Linked DNA regions of Mus musculus: all the other regions are linked to region 1. The links are chromatin loops, found by intact Hi-C in ENCODE. Cell type or tissue: heart. All regions are shown on one strand. Region 1 overlaps Abcc9 (ATP-binding cassette, sub-family C (CFTR/MRP), member 9). Region 2 has its middle 22 kb from the start of Cmas. Region 3 has its middle 18 kb from the start of Abcc9.

Evidence for each region. Peaks named below come from ENCODE experiments on the same cell type or tissue, not always from the same donor. Only the 100,000 strongest peaks of a DNase experiment are listed, where the experiment ranks them.
Region 2: it touches region 1 in a loop (2.1-fold over the local background); 2 of 42 quality-filtered maps call a loop at or near these places.
Region 3: a loop joins it to region 1, with 2.0 times the contacts of the local background. A loop is called at or near these places in 2 of 42 quality-filtered maps.

Annotation. Positions count from the first base shown.
Region 1 is chr6:142,666,779-142,670,778 of GRCm38, reverse strand. All of the region lies in intron 14 of Abcc9 (ATP-binding cassette, sub-family C (CFTR/MRP), member 9), which reads left to right. Among named protein-coding and RNA genes, the nearest start is that of Abcc9, 33 kb to the left of the region's middle. In heart, no CTCF peak of the experiment used is centred here; DNase peaks (open chromatin) are centred at 558 and 2,488; H3K27ac peaks cover 477 bases.
Region 2 is chr6:142,733,040-142,737,039 of GRCm38, reverse strand. No RefSeq gene overlaps it. Among named protein-coding and RNA genes, the nearest start is that of Cmas, 22 kb to the left of the region's middle. In heart, a CTCF peak has its summit at 1,514 (motif pointing right); a DNase peak (open chromatin) is centred at 3,849.
Region 3 is chr6:142,718,487-142,722,486 of GRCm38, reverse strand. No RefSeq gene overlaps it. Among named protein-coding and RNA genes, the nearest start is that of Abcc9, 18 kb to the right of the region's middle. In heart, a CTCF peak has its summit at 1,620; no DNase peak of the experiment used is centred here; H3K27ac peaks cover 380 bases.

The sequences.
Region 1 (4,000 bases):
ATATGTTGGCCAACTACCCCTGAACACGAGAGGTCTATTCTGGAGTGGTTGATATACCCAAAGTCACGTTATTGGAGAAAGCTGATTTTCCCTTCCCCAGTAGGTATAAAGGAGAGTTCAGTTGTTCAGCTTTACCTCAGTGGCTCCGTTTCTATTTGTTCATTTTGTCCATTTGATTTTTTTAAAATAATAACAAAATAAAATATAATAAGATAAAACAAAAATTATTACATGGAACTCAGACAAGACAAACCAACAGAAGGGGAAGAACCCAAGAAAAGGCATAAGAAGAGACTCAGTCATTTGCACAGTCAGGGATCCCATAAAACACTAAACTGGAAACTTAATACGTACACAGAGGGTCTGGTGCAGACCTGTCTGGCCCTGTGTGTGCTGCCTCAGTCTCTGTGGGTTCATATTAGCTTTGCTCATGTTGATGTAGAGGCCTTGTTTGTGTGGTGTCCTCCATCTGCTCTGGCTCTTACACCCTTCTTCCTCCTCTTTCTCCTCTGGGGTTCCCTGAACTCTGAGGGGAGGGATTTGATGGAAACATTCCATTTGGGGCTGTGTTCCAAGATCTCTTGTTCTCTGCGCAATGTCCAGGCTGTGGGTTTCTACATTTGTTTTCACCTACTGCAGGAGAAAGATTCTTCTTACTAGCTATTCCACAGTCCACTCTTTAGAAACAATCACATTTATTGAATAATCGGCTTTTTATTGGGCACTTAGCACATCTTATTTCCCCCTAACATGTTTAATGTCAAGGCAGTGAAAAGCTCTGTTTGCCTTTGCAGTTTTCTCTGGTGGTTGGGTTAGGCCAGATTTCTATAAGTGATGGTGATAACTATGGTGGTACTTTAAAGGTTCATCATGAAGATGGTAATGGTGCTTTCTTTTGATGTGACACAGGTCAAAGCTTGCACGTATATTTAATATATTATCAATGTTACCATGATGTTTCCCACTGCAGCTGAACCAGTCTACAGGTGTACCAGCAGTAATGGGAGATTCCCAAACCAACAGAATAGGGTGCTTGGATTGTAGTTTAATCTGCCGGAAAAAAAAATTCTAGCTCATAGTCACTGAAAAAAGAAAGACTTGAAAACTGTTCATTTTCTCTTTTAAATATGCTTACAGCCAGGGTAGACTGCCTCGGTTATCATTTGCCGTGACGCGTGGCTACCAGAGCATGTGTTATGTGATGGTAACCATTTCCCATTTCTTCCCTTTGTACCATAGACACAAATATGTTGACAAGCCACACTGTGCTATCTGTGCCACCATCTGCTGTCCTAGACCATCTTATAAACAAGGCAATCTCGAAGTTGTATTTCATTCTCACTTAGCCATCTTGATATAGCTTATAGAATCCCAGCATGTGCTGCAGACAGCCTTTGCCACATTTGTATATGAGTTTTGAAAGAAATATCTATATGCCGTGACATCGAAGAAAACTTGAACACTTAAGGGTGCACTCTGCCATCGACAGCAATGTAGAACACTTCAAAATAATAATTTCCACAAGGCTCATGCGTTACTGAGAAACCTAGAGTTTTATGCTCAATACCTTGATTGTAGGCAGCAGTTTCTATGAACTTTTCAGTGACTAAATGCTTGATACCTCACTACGCAGGTGACTCTATCCTGGAAAGGGCCAAGTGGGGGGGGGATGGTATCCTAACAGAGCGTCAGTCCTCTTCTCTGAACCAGGCTTTCAGTAATTGTTCATAAGCTCTTGGACTTTAGAGTTCAGACCCTCTGGCCTCAGCTACCTTCCTTTTCGCTCTCATTGTTCTGTCTTAGCGATGGCTTGCATAGATCACTGACTGAAGTCCCGAAGTCATGCTTCCAAATTAGGCCACACTCTGGCAGGGAAGCTGCTTCAGACGATAAAATTGATAAATGGCCAGAGTCTTCTATTTTGGTCCTTATTTTCATTTTCTCTATTTAATGGGCACCCCTTCCAGGGTTGCAGTCTTAATTAATTGAAACTTGACTTTGCGCTAGAAGTTGAAGTAGAAAGCAGCCTATAACTTACAACATACCATGGCTCTGGAAGAAGGAGCTTGCCAAACATTAAAAGGACTTTGAGAGTTGATTTGAGAAAGATAAAAGGGCTCTTCTTCAAACCCACAGTATACAATCCTGGTAATAAATCCTAGTGAGGTGGAAGGTGGATATTACCCTCTGTGAGTTTATCATAGCCCTCCCACTCTATCCCTCTTGGGGAAAAGGCATTTGCCAGGCTGATAAAGCCCAGCATACTTTAGGGCCCCAGGCCAGCTTGAGGCCAAACAGAATGTGCTTCTAAAAGCTCTCTTCTCTAAAATAACGTTCTGGGTTGATTTGCAGGTCCTACAGAGGTGGTGGGTCAACAGAAGTGGCCAGATATTTTTCCCACTGGGTACTAGTTCTGGGAACCCAAACAAGCGTTTTCCCAGTGTGGACTGGCCTCTGCATTTGCTTCAGTGCCTGGGAACCCGTGACTAGTCTCAAATGCCAGTTGGCCAGCAGTGAGCTGAGCTGCCTGTTTATAATTGGAGACTAAGACTTCAGTCAGCTGATTTTGAAATATCTCTTCAGGGCTCTTAGAAGTTATACACTCTTTACTGGGCTCGTAAGCGCATTCAGAAGTGTGGTGTGTTAGAATGGGCTGAAGCAAACTCATAGCTCTGTTCTGTGTGCATGAGGAAGCTTGGAAGCTCTTCGCCTGAGGAAACTCAGTGCCATGAGGAGTTCCCTGCTCCAGGTCAAGCCCTAGGCTTTCTTTTCAAACAGTTCAGATCAGTAGCCAGGTGCCCTTGTCACAGTCACAGAGTGGAACATGTGCACACAGACACATGCCACGCACCTGTTGTTATGTTTATAACAAACTGGGACAAAGAGGCAAATTTTATTTGGCACAGGATGTCTTGGCACAGCCTCAACCCACCCACACTGTGAGTTTTAGGGCAAAGTGCCACAAAACAGACTAAAGAGAAGTCACTTGTCACTTAAAACCTGACTGCAGTTCCAGGGAATCCAAACACCTTCTTCTGGCCTCTGCAGGTACCAGGCATACAGGTGGTACACGGAAGTACATACAGGCAAAACACCCATACACATAAAATTAAAATAAAAAAATAAAATTCTTATAAAAAAGAACAGGGAGGGTGATATATCCTCGGAGTCCCAGCACTTGGGAGGTAGAGGCAGGAAGACCAGGAGTTCAGGGTTCCCCTCTGCTACATACTGAAGTTAGGCCATCTTGGGTTACCCGAGATCCTGCCCTAAAAACAAAAACTAGTCGAATAAGAGTGTTTTTTCCCATAATGCTAAAGTTACTTTACTTCCATAGAAATAATTTATGTGTTTTCCCTTCTGGAGTAGAATATGTAGTATTCCTTGTAGGCATTTGGTATTTGGTGTGTAATGCAGTAACTATGTCCAAAGATGTTATTTGCCAGAGGAGAAAATTGTTATTAAAGAAATCTCTCATTTCCAAGTAGCAACAACAACACCAAGAACAATTTTGTCTTTCCTCTCATGTGCCTCTCGGAGCTGTTTCTGCTTGGCAAGTCTCCCATATCACCATCTGTAAAAGAAATAGTTATTGATAGCTATTATCAGGCATGCTTATACCTTGGCCAGGTCTCTGTATTACAAATGACAAGGCTTCATAACCACTATCAAAAACTATGCAACTATCAGTCACACAATTGGTTATTCTGCATTAATGTAACACCTGTCCAAGGGTTTCAAGTCCTATTTGAGGGGTTGAAGGGATGAGTCAGTGGTTAAGGCCACACAGTGATCTTCTAGAGGACTCAAGTTAAGTTCCCAGAACCCATGTCAGAAGGCTCGCCATTTCTAGTTAGTCCAGCTACAGGGAATCTGATACTCTCTTCTATTCTCCCTGCATTCACATACACGCAACTTTAACAGATGCGTAGTAAAAATCAGAATAAATATTAAAAAACCAAAGTAGTATTTGAGAAGTGAGCAGGTGAATTTGTATAAA
Region 2 (4,000 bases), 66 kb before region 1:
TGACTCTAGCTGGTCAGGTTCATTAATTTATGTATATTATTTTTGAGGCAGAGCCTCATGTAGCCCAGGTTAGCCTCAAACTTGCCATATATACATATATATCTACAAAGATGACTTAACTCCTGATCCTCCTGTATCTTTATCCCAAACTCTGAGATCAAATCTAAGCAATATAGGCTTATAGGCATGTTACCATCCTGTTCAGTGTATGGGGTGCAGGGCTTTATGCGTGCTAAGGAAGCACTCTACCAACTGCACTATACCCCATGCCTCGAAAGACATAGTGAGAGTTTTGTTGCTGGTTCTGCTTCCTCCACTTAGTCTCTTCTGCTTCCTGTAGGATAGTACTCAGTACACATGTATGCTCACACACACACACACACACACACACACACACAAACATGCACACACACTTATATACACATCTAAACATGCACATACACACATACCCATACATACACACATACAAACATATATGCACACATACACACACGCACACCACACACACACATGCCCATGCACATGTGCACACATACTTATATACACACATAAACACATATACACACATATGCACACGTACATGTGCACACACTTATTCATATGTACACACACATATACACACACTCCTATATATATATGCTCATATATTCTGTTTTCTCACTTTTCCTAAATAAGTGATGGGGTTATGCATATTTTTCTTTTCATTTAAATATATACACAGGTGTAAGTCTATAGTAGCATTGTGAATATAATCATTTAATGAAGAGGTTGGAGAAATAGTTTGAATATTTTACCAAGTAAAATTGTGATCCTTTGCAGGCTTTTGTGGAAATCGATTATCACATACACACATATACACACACATACACACGCACAGCACACACAATTGCATCAATTGGTAATCAGAATTTGATGCCTTAACTACATATGTTAGCTTTTGCATTTGTATATGTTTTAGCTGGTGTTTGTACACCGTAAAAAATTGGCTAGGTTTGGGTTGATTAGTAACATTTTAATTCTCTATATCGTTAAATAAAATTCAACACAAATTAGAGACACTTGGGCAAAGGGAAGCTCAGTAGAGGAACGAGCTCCATAGATTGGTCTGTGGACATGTCTGTCTGCCGGAGACTTTTCCTGATTGCTGTGGGAAGGCTCAGCCCACTGTGGGCATTGATAGCGCTGGGCAGGTGGTCCTGGAGCCACCTGAGCCCCTAAGGAAGCAAAGTGAGCAAGCCTTGGTGAGCAAGCCAGTAAGCTGCACTCCTCTGTGGTCTCCGGTTCAGCATCAGCCTTGAATTCCTATCTTGGCTTCCCTCGATGACAGATGGATACCTGTAAGCCAAGTACACTTTGAAAATCTCTCTGGGTTGGTGTTTTATCACAGGAAGAGAGAAACAAGCTAGGAGTGCGGTATAGAAAGAATGCACTCTAGTGAAACAATGTAACTCTCCAAATGTAGTACAAATCACACATCTGATTTCCAGAAAGAAAATTGTCTGGTGAGACAGTAGATGGCGCTATTAGCACACAATTGTGAGAGCTTGGGTTTTTAAGGCACACCATCACAGGACTTAGATTTAGTAAAGTGTCCAGTGCTGTCCCCAAAGTGAAAGCTCTAGTGTAAATTTCTATACTGTGACTTATCAGAATTTTTAAAATGGAATTTTATTTGTGAAATTGTATGTTTTTGTTTATGTCTCATCTATAACTTTTCCCCAATAATAAGGTCCACGTCTGCATTCAATTTTTTGTGATAACTTAATAAATTCATCACTTCAGTGCCACATTACTTAAGCTGCAGACAGACCACTCCCGAGCACTAACCAATAGGTTGTGTCCTTAATGTATTTTATAAAGACCAATATTTTGAAAATCATAATTGACTCAGTATACAAAACAGAATTTGGTTGTCTTCCTTAGGCTTGTCTGCTCGCTTATTTATTTATGTATTTGTTTATTCACTTATGTGTACTAGGGATTCAACCGAGAACCTTCTATTTGCTAGACAAACACTCTGTCGCTGGGCTACACCCCCTGTCTTTATTTATTTTTGAACCTTTAGTTTTGGTCTCATTATTTGCCAAGGCCGATTGAATCTGTGATCCTCCTGCCTCCACCTCCCAGGTAGCTGGGCATACAGGTGGGCATCACTGAGCTTGGCATAGGATTTTGTCTTTGCTTTGCTCAGCAGTGTTTAAAGTTTTAATGAGCTCTACTCTCCATCGGGGTCACAGACCTCAGGTCTCCTCTAGATAGGTGGTGTACTGGCATGTCTGTGGCTCTCGGGACAAACAACACTTCCTTCTGGATTCCTGCATAGATTCCTTTTCTGCCTACCTCCCTTGCTTTTCTGCTTCTTCCTGACCTGTGGGAGTGTCACAGGAAACCACCTTTATGGAATTCTTTTCCTTCTCTATACATTGTATCTCAGTTGTATCACCCCATGCCCATAGTTGAAGCTCTTTCCATGCTCTGAGCATTATCTCATCCTCAAGGCTTAACTTTACAGGAACCGCTGCAGAGAACTCACAGGTAATGCAGTTATCCTGCTGTTCTACAAAGCCATGGGGTGTGCTACATACATACATGAGAAGTTCTACATACCATTTGCTCAGTGACAATGCCCTGCTTGATACAGCAGCCCCAAACTCCTCTCTGGATTCCAGACATATAATTAGACCACCTTTAAAAATCTCAAATTGCATGTGTTCCACGTTTTTCCTCTTTATCATCTCAGATAATATCAACTTTGCTTTTGTTATTGTTCAAGCCACAACATAGAAAGCTTTTGACTCGCTTATTTCCAGCCCACCCACAATCCCATTGGCCAGATCTTTAACACGTGCCCAGACTCTGACTGCTGCGGGATCACCTGCAAGTCCATCATCTTTCGCCTGAATTATCCAGCTAGCCTTCCAAGTAGCCTGGCTATTTCCATTCCTCTTGCCTTGCACAGATGAAGCAGTGTGACCTTGTCCTAATGGAAGCCAGACCACCCCACCTTTCTTCTCAACACCCCACAGACCACCCCGTGCTTCTATTCACCACTCCGCCTGATCACTCTCGATCAGATAATTCACTGTCTTAAATCGCTTATCCATAGCTCAGCTTCTGGGTTCATATCTGAGGCATCCTGGCTCAGCCACGACTTATTCATTTTAGATATTAAAAAGGTTAGAAATATTTATGTTTGGCCTCTGCATAACCTAGACCTGGAAACGTGAAGCTGAATTATTTCATAGCATCACGATCCCTACACGAAGACAGAGCAATTTTCACACAATGACACTATTTTAATAGGAGACAGTCTAACGGGCCACATCATTTTTTTTCATGAAAAAGGAACTCTTTTATTACCCCAAATTTGGATGGAAAAATAATATAAGTATTTTTAATCTATCTATCTATCTATCTATCTATCTATCTATCTATCTATCTATCTATCTATCGTGTGTGTGTGTGTGTGTGTGTGTGTGTGTATGTATGTGCAAGTATGGCTTTCATGTGGAGGTCAGAAGACAACTTGCAGGAGTCAGTTCTCCCACCGTTCAGGTCCCTGGGATTTGACTTAATAGCAAGCACCTTTCTCCAGTTGAGCCATCATTGGTGCGGAACCAAAAACTTGTGTGTGAAGATGACTTTTCCTCTACTCCCACAGTCAGTCCCTTGGTGTCCAAACTCTCTGGGGATGAAATGACACACTCGCTTTCATACCTGGGTCTCTAGAGACAGCTAATGACCAAATAGAGCCCAGATCACCCCCATTCCCCATGGTCTCTTTGCAGCTAATCCATCGGGAAAGCATCCTTCCCTCGGTACTTGAGCTATGGCTCAGAGTCACACAAAGTCCCTTCCTCTCTCATGCCCCGGTGTTCCTCGAGTGACTTTTTAGGCTCATGGATGTTCTGCGTCTCTTTTATTTTGGGATTGCATGTCTTGAAACAGCTGGAGAGTGTTAATGGGCCAGCACAGGCGTTCAGGTCTGCACGTCCGCTCT
Region 3 (4,000 bases), 52 kb before region 1:
ATTGTTTTATAATACGAAAAGATTTGGTGGGCATGTGGCTCATGCCTTTAACCCTAGTACTCAATAGGCAGAGGCAGGTGGATCTCTACGAGTTCCAGGCTAGCATGGTCTACTTAGTGAGTTCTAGGCTAGTCAGTGCTAAAAATGAGACCCTGTCCAGCAATCAGGCAAGCAAGCAAACAAACAAAACAAACCCCCTACAGCCCTAATAATAAGACCAAACCACCTACAGACTTTTTAAAAAAGATGTAGGCATCTTACATTGACTAGTACATGACTTCTTATGCCTAAATTTAGGTCCCTTTCTATTCGTATTACTGTAGTGAAGAGTCCTGGCCCAGATCTCAAGGGAAGGTTATAGAGAGGATCCTCCCAGTGACCAGGGAATCAGAATCAAGTGATGTTCACTCTGGGATGGGGCTGCATGGACTTGGGGATATAGACAGAGGAAACGTGAACAGCAAAGACACGTCTGGAGTCAACAGCAAATCATTGAGGAAATAATTCAGGCGAGCTGTCACTAAGAGACTTCACTTGGCAAACAGCCCTCACCAATGCCAGGAACCACGGGGTTGCCAGAAACTCAGAAGTACCACTCATAACAGTGAGGAAAACCAGAAAGCCCAAGGACACAACATACGTCAGTCACTGCTAAATTAGGAGTTGCCAACTTGGTTCTTTCTATGTCTCTGAACTATGTTTCTAGCGCTTCGGAAAACGTTAAAAGAAACAAAATGCATGATTTCATTTGATGGCTAGCAAAATAATGTTATTTGTGACACAAATGTTTACAGAACTTTGGGCAGGACCATGAGAGACACATTGTACATTTGATAATCTTGGGATCTGTAAAATGTCCTTTGCCACTCTATTTTGTCATGAGTGCTGGGGAAGGATGCCATTTTCCTTGGCAGCATGGGCACTGGCAACCCGTCCTTGCTCCAGGAAGGATACATCTGTGTGAGCATGAACTCTCAGCAGGGTGCTGTCTAAAAAGGGTGGCACTGTGAGAGGGAGTGGGCTGTGAGTGGATATTTGGGCTGAAAACATCTAATATTCATTATATATGTATATGAAATGGTCAAACAATTAAAAAAATGGGGGAAGGTTTTCATTGTGAGATGTCTGTGTGTTTGTGAAACTTTTTTGTAATGGTTAATTCTGGTTGAGACCGCGACTGGGTTGAAATGCCTAGAGTCCCAGAGAGGCACACACGTGAATGAGTCTGTGAGGGCATCACTGAGGTGGTCGTCTGAGGAGAGAAGACACACCTTGATTGTGCTGCATTGTCTCATGGTCTGGAGTCCTGAACTGACTAAGGAGGCACAAAGGAGCAAGTGAGTTGAGGACTGGTACAAACACACCTTTTTCTTCTGTTTCTGGGTCACCCAAATGTGAGGAGGTGGGAAGGCTTGGCTGGCACAGACAGGACCCTCAAACCATGGGCCCAGATAGACCCTTTCTCCCCTAAGTTGCTTCTTGCCATGGTTTTGATCACAGCAATGGGATAAGTAACTAACACACACGCAGTATGTAAATGTTGTGATCCTTACAAACTCCTCTATCAGTTTAACCAGCTAAACTAATCAAGTAGTGAACGTCTCTCAAGTCAGCACTAGAGGGAGCATCAAGTAGAGCAAAGAGCTATGAACATGTGAGCTTCAAGGTTGTCACCAAGGTTGAACGCTACAAAAGGACAGAGAGAGTGGTCGGAAGGCCGGGTGTGAAACAGCCAGTGAGAGGCTTGGGTCTGCTAGTGAGGCAGCCCCGCTGTGAGGTTAGATAGAGAAAGCTGGGGATCCTTCTGGAGAGCCAAAGGCCTTTTCAAGAAAAAAAAAATATCAAGGTCTACAGTGGAGTCCCCGATTTAAGCAGAATGCAGGAAATCAGAGTGCATCACACTTAAGGCTTCCTGCTGCGAGCTGCTAAACAGTCAGAAGAAGGCAGAGTGAGCAAACAATAGTTTGACCATGGACAACACCAGGAAGAAAATCCCACATCACCCCTAGGGGTTCCCACCGACACCGGAGGAGACACTGATATCTCACTGATACTTGATGGAAAATGGAATTCTCTCTCACTCCTATAAAAACATTCAACTATGATCCTAACCTTGCCTCTGACCATGAATTCCAAGTGTAGGGTCCAGATCAGAGGATGTCATCAGTGGCCGAGTGTCAATGTGACAAGAAGCATCATAGAAGCAACACAGTGATGACTTAAAGCTAGGCAGTGTGTTTCCACAGGCTAGGTGACAAGGCTTGGTGAGGAGCGCAGAAGAACATAGGTAGTGTGAGCTAATGTGAACAGCTGTGGGGAGAGAGGTGAGGAAGAGAGCTTGATGTTCTTACAGAGGGTTCAGTTCCCAGCTCCCAAATCAGGAAGCTCACAGCTTCTTATAACTCCTGTTCCAGGGAGATGACACCCTCTTCTAGCCTCCATGGGTATTGTGTCACACACACACACACACACACACACACACACACACACACACACACACACACACACACACACACACACACTCACACACACACACACACACAAATATGAATAAAATAGATCTAAAAAAAAATAGGAGGATACAGGTTGTGAGCCAAACACCACATGCTTTCTAACCATGTGACTCTGAGTGACTACGTGTCCTGAAGCAAGAGTCATTGAGAATTATGAGTAGAATACATCTTGAGTGTGAGGAGTACTCAGTTCATGTCAGCTATGCTGACAGGTGGCATAATGAAAGCTTACGTGGAGACCTACGTGAGTACTCCATTACAAGTGAGCTTGATACCAGCTACAAGGAAACACGCGCTTATTTCGTACATAACTGAATTTTAACGTTGAGTGTTTTAATGGCTGAACATCTGTTTTCAGGCTTAGGTAAAGCAGAAAATGTCCTTAACAACCTTGGGTATTATGTAGGTTTCAGAGACAAGGTTCTAGGTACTGGGTCCTGGGATTACAGGTGTGTGCAATGTGTAGTTTATGTGGTGCTGAGAATTGAACCCAGGGCTTCATGCATTCGAGGCAATCTCTATACTAACGGAGCTACACTCCAGACCATGCAGCCTTTAAGATATTATGTCCATTAAAACCATGCTATAAAAATAAGCAATTATAGGAGCCAGAGTGGTAGCTCCTTAGTTAAGAACACTTGTTACTCTTGCTAGGACCCAGGTTCTGTTCCCAGCACCCGCTTGGAGCTCACAACATTCTGTAACTATAAAACCAGGGGATCCAACACTTCCTTTCGACCTCCTTAGGCACCTGGTACATGCATGGTACACATACATATAGTTAGGAAAATACTCATACACATAAAACAATAAAATTTAAAAATAAGTAAGTATAACCAGAGGGTCTTTGTTTTCTGATGGAATAAGGCTGCTCTGTAAACCAAATCTCAACAAGACATTGGGACTTTGCGTCTTAGATGGACACAGCTGTTCGATGTGCGGTCTGTTTGTAGGGTTGAATGTTTGTTCTGCACTTTTGCTCTTTATATCTTGTTCCTACCAGACCTGATGATAACCTCTGCCCTTCTGCAGCATCTTCTCTCTTGCCTTTACATCACACACACACACACACACACACCACACACACACACACACACAATACACACACACCAAATACACCACACACATCACACACACACACACACACACACACACACACACCACACACACACAATACACACACACACACACACACCACACACACACACACACACAATACACACACACACCAAATACACCACACACATCACACACACACACACACACACACACACATGCACACACACATCACATACACACACCACACATACAATACATACACACCACACACATAAACACCAAACACACACACACACGTGCACACACACACCACATACAAACACCACACATACACACACCATACCACATACCACACACACACACACACACACACACACACACACTGCTGCAGGGAACGTCCTACATTGTATCTAGAGTGTAATTACATA